2 separate regions of the Homo sapiens genome follow, and region 1 is linked to region 2. A link is a contact called in ENCODE Hi-C or POLR2A ChIA-PET data. All regions are on one chromosome and are shown on one strand. The core of a region is the stretch at or near the end of the contact, and the rest is flanking DNA. Distances in the headings are between cores, read along the strand shown.

Region 1 (4,451 bases), core at 487-2,986, 2.9 Mb after region 2:
CCCAGGCGTCCGCTCTCGGGCTGTTCTTTGCACCTGACTCAAGTTTCATACCTACATCTTACCAATTCCGTTCTCAAAAACTCATGTGAAGTCTTGGATGTAGCAGTGTTTCTTCCTCATTACAACACAGAAACTAAGGTTCCACTGAGCCAGTAAACAAGAACTGTAAAACTGAAAACTGTCAAAGGAAAAACTCTTTCCCAATTACTACTTACACAGTACAAAAACCAGTTTGAAATAAGGCGAGTTATTTAATCCCTAAAACTTACAAAACGCGTTTGTCCTTATGACTAACTCGAGTCTAGCTGGGGCACAGGCCACTGTCAAACAGGGCAACGCCTACTCAGCGTTTTCCAAACTGGTCAACTGAACTCTTCTCTGGAAGGGCTGTCTCCTTTAGTCTTACTCTAAAAAGGGTAATTTTTCACCAGAATAAAGGCAAATATTTTAAGAATGCTTCAAATGAAAAGAGGATTGCAGAAATATTAACCTTTAATTGTACCTGAAACAAAGCACCTGAAATTAATAAAGAAGTCAGCCACTGACGAGAATCACTAGGTCTGTCCTGTTCCCAGGGCACGAAACAGAAGCGTCTTAATCCACTAAGCACATTAGGGCCTAACAAACTGGACTGAGTAACAAGGTTACCTAGTTCTTCCAAACAGGAATTAACCAAAGGGGATCATTATGATTAAGCACAATGCGCGGAATACGCAATTTCTAGTTGGGGAATTCAACAGCTGACAGCTTGTAAGCATCAAAATTCATAACAAGTGCAAGGCTCGGAATCACAGGTCCAGCACTGGACGATGCCCGGCGCGCCGGGAAGCGGCGCCTCAGACGGCGGCCCCGCGTCCCCATGGTCCCTCCCTGCGCCCAGAACCGGGCAGCTCCTTCCCGCCGCCGCCGCCGCCAACGGGAGGCTGGGGGCACTCCCGAAATAGGAGCGGAAGCCCCGACCCACGCCGCCCTCCGCCGCAGGGACGCCCACTCGCCAGGTGACCGCGTCCCCACGCTCCGCGTTGCCCGGGCGCCGCCAGGACCTCGGAGGCGGCCGGCCCAGCCCCGACCCTGTGCGGACGCGGCACAAAGGCGCGGCGCGCGGACCCCGACCCGGCCGGACCCCGGCCGCGTCCCCCGGCCCCGGCCCGCGCCCCTGGCCCCCGCCCCGCGCCCCTCACCCGGCCCACCTCGGCCGTAGGCCTTGGCGCAGATCCACTGCAGGTTGGCGGCGATCTTGGCGCGCGCCGCGTCGTAGCGGTCCAGGGGCACGAGGTCGGCGGCGCCGTCCGGCGGGGCCTCCATCTTCCTCCAGCCCTCGGCGGCGGCGCGGCCGCTCGCGTCCACCATCTGCAGACAAAGGGCTGAGGCGGCGGCCCGGCCGCAACAAAGGCGCCGCCGCCCCTCGCCGCGCCGGGCCCGGTGCGCCCCGAGCCACCACTCGGCCCCGCAGCCGGCCAGCCGGGAGGGGCGCCCGAGCGCGGCCCCCGCCTCACCTCACAGCCGCCGCCGTCGCCGCCCCCGCGGCTGCTGCATGCTGCGGGCGCTGAGCCCGAGCGGAGGAGGTGCCGAGCCCGCGGCCCAAAGAGGCGGCGGCAGGAGGGCGCGGGCCGGGGGCGGGGGCGGGCGCGGGGGCGGGAGCGGGCCGGGGGCGGTGGCAGCGCGTGCGCGGTCCCGGGTGAGCGGCGGCGGCGGCGACAGCGGCTGAGGCGGTGGCCAAGGAGCGGGAGCGCGCTCACCGCCGGGGCCTCGCACAGGCGCAGTAGGCACCGCCCGCCACCCCGCCCTCGACCCCGCCCCCAGCTCCGCTCCCTTCTCGCGCCTGCCCCGCCCCTTTCCGCAGGCGCAGTAGGCACCGCCCGCCAGCCCGCGCCCGCCCCGCCCCTTTCCGCAGGCGCAGTAGGTGGCACCCGCAGGCCTGTGCCTGCCCCGCCCCTTTCCGCAGGCGCAGTGAGCGTCGACCCGCCCCTCCCCGCCCGCTTCCGCAGGCGCAGTAGGACCCGCCCTGGTCCGCGCCTGCCCCGTTGCTTTCCTCAGGCTCTAAGGCCCGCGGTGTGGAGCGCGGCGTAGGCAGCGGGGAGTGGGCGGCGCGGGGTGGGTGGAGTGGGTCGGCGGCGGGGATCCTGCCGAGCCCGCAGCTGCCCTCTTTTAGCGCCGTGTCTCCTCCCCGGCCCTGGCTCGTCCCACCTCAGCCACAGCCCGGCCCCCTGGCCGGCCGAGGTCTCGCCGCCGGCGCCCTGGGGACCTCGTGGGTGTGGCCGGCGGCGACCTCGGCAGGCGACAGCCCAGCAGACGGGCACCAGGTGGACGTGCCAGTCTCCAGACCCCCGTCCCGGTGCAGGGAAGGTGGGCGTTTGGACCCCTGAGGCAGAAACAGGTGCGGCCCCGCCGGCGCATCCCCCGGAAGGGACGCTGACTTCGTTCCCCTGGAGCCTGCGTCGGGGCCCGCGCTGGGCTGAGAATTACGGGAACGCCGTGAGAGTTTGCATTCCGAGGATTTGGTCTGAGAACCTCACCAGCGAAATAGAGAACTGCCCCCGGGAGAGCCGGCCCACGTGCCGCCCACCGGCGCCTTGACGGCAGGGAGAGGTCGAGCTTCCAGGGAGCGGGCGCCCGGCGCGGGGCTCCCAGCCTGTCTGTACCTGGTCGAGACACCCCGTGCCAGAGGCGGAACATGTATGAAATGCCAGGTGCCCAGAGGACCCAGGCAGTCCGTCATTCACATACCAACCCACGTGCAGGCTTCAATTCAACCTTGAAGCCATTTGGGCCTGGGCTTTTTTGATGACTTATTTGATTCATAGTTTTTTGGTTACTAATTGAGTCTCTTCACTTGTTATAGGTCTGTTGAGATTGTCTATTTTTTCTTGAGTCAGCCGTCTGAAAAGAACACGAGGTGGACAGGGCAGAGCGGTCAAGGAAAGCCATAGGAGGAGGGCACTTATTTGAGCAAAGACCGGCGGGACGTGGGCGTCGAGGGTAAGGATATCTGCAGAAGTACTGTCTTGAGCAAGGAGCACGGCAGACAGAGCCTCTGAGACACGAGAGCCTGGAGTGTAAGAAACACAGTAGAGGCCACTAAGTCGAGAACGCAGGAGCTGGAAGGACTGGTAGGAAATGGGAGGTGGGGACATGGAGGGATGCAGACAGGTCCTGCACAGTCAGAACTGTGGCCCCTTCTCTGCAGGAAATGGGCAGCCTTCGGAAGACTGAGCACACGGAAGGATATGACTAACCCTTTAAAAGGGTCATTCTGACTCCTGGGTGAAGAACAGACTAGGAAGGGCTGAGGAGGAGGCAGGAGGCCATCTACTGTTATATGGGATGTGGAGTGTGACCCGGAAAGGTCAAGTGTGACTCTAAGGGCTTTTTGTGTACTGATCTTTTATCCTGCAACCTTGCTAAACCCATTTATTAGTTCTTCTTGTCTTTTAGTGGCATTTATTAGTTGTTCTAGTGTTTTAGTGGATTCCTTGGGATTTTATACAAAAGCGTGTCATTTGTGAATAGAGATCAGTTTATCTCTTCCTTTCTAATCTGGATGCCTTTTATTTCTTCTCCTTGCCTAGCTGCCCTATCTAGAAGCTCCAGTACAATATTGACTAGAAGCAGCAAGAGTGGACATCCTTGTCTTGCTCCTGATTTCAGGGAGGAGGCATCCAGTCTTTCACCTTTGGGTATGATGATAGCTGTGGGTGCTTAAAAAATAGGTTTTATCAGGCTGGGCACAGTGGCTCACGCCTGTAATCCCAACCCTTTGGGAGGTCGAGGCGGGCGGATCACGTGGGGTCCAGAGTTTGAGACCAGCCTGGCCAACATGGAGAAATCCCATCTCTACTAAAAATACAAAAAGTTAGCTGAGGTTGGTGGCCGGTGCCTGTAATCCCAGCTAAAAAAGGGAAACTGTCTAAAAATCATTAAAAAAAAGGGTACTTCCTCAACCTGATAAAACCTATTTTTTGTTTGTTTGAGATAGTGTCTCACTCTGTCACCCAGGCTGGAGTACAGTGGCTGGATCTTGGCTCACTGCAACCTCTGCCTCCCAGGTTCAAGCGATTTTCCTGCCTCAGCCTCCTGAGTAGCTGGGATTGCAGGCACAGGCCGCCACGCCCAGCTAGTTTTGTATTTTTAGTAGAGATGGGGTTTTACCATGTTGGCCAGGCTGGTCTTGAACTCCTGACCTCCAGTAATCCACCCCCCTGGGCCTCCCAAAATGCTGGGATTATAGGCGTGAGCTACCACGCCCAGCCGAGGAAGTATCTTCTATTTCTAGTTTGTTGAGTGTGTTTATCATGAAAACGTGTCAGATTTGGTTAAATGATTTTTCCACATCCATTGAGATGATGATCATGGGTTTTTTTCCTTGTTCTAGTAATGTGGTGTGTTACATTAATTGACTTTCAGATATTGAAAAGACACTTATCCCCTGCGTTCAGATAAATTCCAGTTGG
Region 2 (4,327 bases), core at 946-3,445:
ATACAAAAATTAGCTGGGCGTGGTGGCGCATGCCTATAATCCCAGCTACCCGGGAGTTTGAGGCAGGAGAATCGCTTATACCAGGGAGTCGGAGGTTGCAGTGAGCCGAGATTGTGCTACTGCATTCCAGCCTGGTGACAGAGTGAGGCTCTGTCTCAAAACAAACAAACAACAAAAAGAAATGACTTTAGGCAACATAGTGAGACCCCGTCGCCACACACACACAAATACAAAATTAGTCGGGTATGGTGGTGCACGCCTGTAGTCCCAACTACTCAGGAGGCTGAGGCAGGAGGATCACTTGAGCCCAGGAGTTCGGGGCTGCAGTGAGCCATGATCACACCACTACACTCCAGCCTGGGTGACAGAGGGAGATCGTGTCTTTCAAAAAAAAAAATCACTTCAGAAACGGGGTACCCATACCCAAGGGGTCACTTGCTCTTACTAATTTCTAGCTGTAATGCAAGTGGCATGATCATAGCTCACTGCAGCCTCCAACTCCAGGGCTCAAAGGATCCTCCTGCCTCAGCCTTTTGAGTAGTTGGGACTACTGTGGCATGCACCACCATGGCCGGCTAATTTTGTATTTTTTGGTAGAAATGGGGTCTTCCCCTGTTGCCCAGGCTGGCCTCCAACTGCTGGGCTCAACTGATCCTCCCGCCTCAGCCTCCCAAAGTGCTGGGATTACAGGCGTGAGCCACTGTGCTGGGCCATGATTCTCATCTCCCAATATTCTCAAACCCAGTCCCTTCATCTCTTGACTGGATTATGCAGTCTCGGAGCTGGTTTATCTGAACTCACTTTCTCCCCCTTTGATCTGTTCTCCACACAACAGCCAGAGAGGTCTTTCAAATGCATGAATGGGATCACTGCTCCGCATAAAACCCTTCAAGGGGCCAGGCGCGGTGGCTCACGCCTGTAATCCCAGGACTTGGGGAGGCCGAAGCAGGCGGATCATTTGAGGTCAAGAGTTCAAGACCAGCCTGGCCAACATGGTGAAACCTCGTCTCTACTAAAAATACAAAAATTAACCGGGCATGGTGGCAGGCGCCTGTAATCCCAGCTATTCGGGAGGCTGAGGCACGAGAATAGCTTGAACCCGAGGCGGAGGTTGCAGTGAGCCGAGAAAGCGCCACTGCATTCTAGCCTGGGCGACACAGCGAGATTCCTTCTCAAAAAAAGAAACCTTCAGGGGCTCTCCACGGCACTGGGAAGCAGCCAGCCCGACGGGTGGACCCTTTTCGTGGGTGCGGGTCTCTGACCTCGGTCGGCCTCGGACCTCATCTCCTCCCTGTTTGAGGGGCCACACTCCTCGCTCCGGGGCTTTGCAGCAGCCCTGGGCGCCTACCGGACAGACGCCGTTCTCCCCGCCTGGGTCTTGAGTAGGGCCCAGCACACAGTAGGCGCTTAATGTCTGCCTGCCTAACAGACGAACGCCGGATGCCCGCGTTCGGCCCCGAGCCGGCGCTTCGGGGCTTTCTGTGGAGGCGGGGCGATGGTTACAGCACAGTTCCCCCGCGCTCGCCTTTTCCACATCCACCTCCGCGAGGCCCCCCGCAAGCGCCGTTGGAAACCTAGTCCCGAGGGGGCTGCAAGAGCTTGGGAGAAGAAGCGCCAACACCGACAGAATACCAGGCCGACCCAATGCGGAAATCAATTCTCAGCCGGGACCTTTTCCCCACCAAGCAGGCGGGCCGGAAGTCTGCCTCTGGCCCGCCCCCGAGGTGTCATTGGGTGGAATACCCAGAAGAGGGCTGGGACGTGGTTAACTCTAGTTCTTTATTGGTTAAAACGTACGAAGCTGGAGGAGAAGGTGGGACCTAGCTTCCTCCGGACTTCTCATTGGCTCAAAAAAAAACTCGCTCGGCCCTCGGATTCTCATTGGCTGAAGTCGAGGGAGGTTTGTGTCTTATTATCCTCCGGGTCCCTCGCTGGCTAGTAGGAGAGACTGGTGCTTGCCCCGCCCGGTGGACTAACTCGCTTAATTTTAAATAAAAAGTCGAGGACACGGCGGTCGTTTTCCCGAAGACATGGGCCCTCCCATGGGCCATTTGCTCCCTGGAGGCCCTCGCGTCTTGCTGAGCCCGGGGAGTTAGGATGACGCGAGCGGTGAGGGAGCCCGGAACGATTCCTTCGCGGAACAATTGAGGCGAGGCCTTTGGGAGTACTTTGTGGGACGGACCCTGGCGGGCCCTGCCAGACGCACAGGGATGGCGGCGGAGGCGGCCGATTTGGGGCTGGGGGCCGCCGTCCCCGTGGAGCTGAGGCGGGAGCGACGCATGGTGTGCGTGGAGTACCCGGGAGTGGTGCGTGATGTGGCTAAGATGCTGCCGACTCTGGGCGGCGAGGAAGGCGTCTCCCGGGTAAGGGGCTGGGAATCTCGGTGTTGGAATAAGAGCTCGGAGTCGCAAAGAAAACGAGCACTCAAAGGATTTCTCAGCAAGGGAAATTTAGCAAATTTACTTACGCAGAAGGGTGCTGCTCGCTCTTCTGGCCGCTGCAAGAGAGCCAACAGAACAAAGAAGGGAAGGATTTTTGTTTTTGTTTTTGTTTTTTTGTTGGTTTTTCAGGCGGAGTTTCGCTCTTGTTTCCCAGGCTGGTGTGCGGTGGTGCGATTTTGGCTCACTGCAACCTCCGCCTCCAGGGTTCAAGCGATTCTCCTGCCTCAGCCTCCAGAGTAGCTGGGATTACAGGCGCATGCCACCACGCCCGGCTAAATTTGTATTTTTTAGTAGAGAGGGGGTTTCACCATGTTGGTCAGGCTTGTTGGAAATAAATTTTGGGTGCCGCAAAGAAGAATCAGCACTCTGGCAAACAGTTTTCTCAGCAAGGCAAATTTCCTTCTATAGAAGGGTGCATCTTGCGGATGGAGCAATGGCGAGAGCACACCGACAAGGAAGGGGAAGGGGTTCCTATCTCTTACACAGCTAGTCTCTACTGCTGTGTCTTTCCCATATTGGCTAGGGTTGGACCGCACAGTCTAAGCTAATTCCGATTGGTTATTTCAAAGAGGGCAGGGGCACAGGCCTGAGTGGCGGGGTGAGTAGTTTTGGTGGGAAGGATGGTTACAGAGCAGGTGACTCAGGATGACTAAGGACAGAGCAGGTGATAGAAGCTAGGAAGGGGTTGTTTACTGAAACTAGGGGCAAGGAGGCGTAAAGAACGAGGGGTTAAACTTTAAAATGGAGAACAAAGAACAGGGAAGCTGAACATACTGACATATTGGTTCTTTGAAATGGAACTCATAACTCATTGTATTTATTAATTTTCCCCCTCTTGAATTTAAAGGAAGGTAAAAGGCTAAAATCTTTGAAGTGGAATTTACTGTGTCCTATAGGCTGGTCTTGAACTCCTGAGCTCAGGTGATCCACCCGTCTTGGCCTCCCAAAGTGCTGGGATTATAGGCGTGAGCCACCGTGCCCAGCCTGGAATGGGTTTTTATCCCTAAGGCAGTCAGTCCCTGTTTTTGTGTCCTGTCCCTGCTGGTTGGAGTTGGACCACACAATCTAAGCTAATCTCAATTGGCTATTTTAAATAGAACAGGGGTGTGGGTTACAGTGACGGGACGAGCGATTTCGGTGGGAAGACTAGTTTCGGCGGGAAGGGCAGTTAAACAGAGCGGGTAACTAAGGGCAAGGAGGCACAAAGAACAAGGAAGTTAGACTTTGAAGATGGAGAACAAAGAACAAGGGAGTTGAACAAGCTGAACCTTTGAAGAAGAATTCACTGTATAGAACAGTTTCCCCCTCTTGATTTTCATACTTCTTTCTCTTCAAACCTTTTTAGCATGTCTCGACTTTGCTGTTCTTGGTTTTCTAAAAGTAGAAGTTTGTCTGAATAAGGCGGGGGGAAATTGGAGGTTAGTGAGAGCTGTCTCCGTAAGTCTTTGTATTAACCCTCAGGCACAGGGTATGATACAACATCCTACGAGAATAAACACGTTTATTACAATGGCAAGGGACATAAGGATCGAGGACATAAGTCCTTTCCACCTGCCGAACAATCTTCCCGTTAGATCAGTGAAGAGATCGTTTATCCCAGAATTTTAAGCTAGCTCATTGGATAAAGCAGTAAGACCTTGCAGTGCCTTTGTTATGGTTCCGTCAGGAACAGTATTATTTGGGATAAAAGTACAACATTGGGTTCCAAGCATGACACAAACGCCACCCCTCTCTGCTAGTATCATTTCTAATGCTATTCTATTTTCCCAAGCCATTTGACTGGTGGGTCCTAGTTGTTCAGCTGTTCCTTTGATAGCATTCCTAGTATAATTAACAAATTGTTGCTGGTTGTAATAGATGTAACTTATCCAATCTACATTTTTATT

The links. Hi-C counts contacts between places; a loop is a spot of excess contacts on that map. ChIA-PET counts read pairs that join two places held with the same protein, here RNA polymerase II (POLR2A). Pooled maps may share reads with other maps.
Region 1: a map of sciatic nerve shows a loop between it and region 2 (8-fold over the local background). The contact joins the promoter of CAMSAP1 here to the promoter of GTF3C5 in region 2. A Hi-C loop is called at or near these places in 1 of 168 maps with a recorded cell type or tissue (sciatic nerve) and 5 of 50 pooled maps. POLR2A ChIA-PET finds 5 or more read pairs at or near these places in 2 of 52 experiments (GM10248 and PC-9).

Annotation. Positions count from the first base shown.
Region 1 is chr9:135,905,810-135,910,260 of GRCh38, forward strand. CAMSAP1 (calmodulin regulated spectrin associated protein 1) reads right to left here and starts at 1,737. Exons shown (of 17, transcript NM_015447.4): 1 at 1,191-1,737. The coding sequence starts at 1,350. It overlaps CAMSAP1-DT (CAMSAP1 divergent transcript), which reads left to right and starts at 2,024. Exons shown (of 2, transcript XR_007061860.1): 1 at 2,024-3,110. RefSeq lists an enhancer at 1-229 and silencers at 876-925, 1,326-1,395, 1,476-1,585, 1,626-2,305.
Region 2 is chr9:133,028,802-133,033,128 of GRCh38, forward strand. GTF3C5 (general transcription factor IIIC subunit 5) reads left to right here and starts at 2,196. Exons shown (of 11, transcript NM_012087.4): 1 at 2,196-2,363. The coding sequence starts at 2,211. It overlaps LOC105376306 (a long non-coding RNA gene), which reads right to left and starts at 1,621. Exons shown (of 2, transcript NR_135119.1): 1 at 1,349-1,621. RefSeq lists enhancers at 1,377-1,626, 1,861-2,512, 1,957-2,216.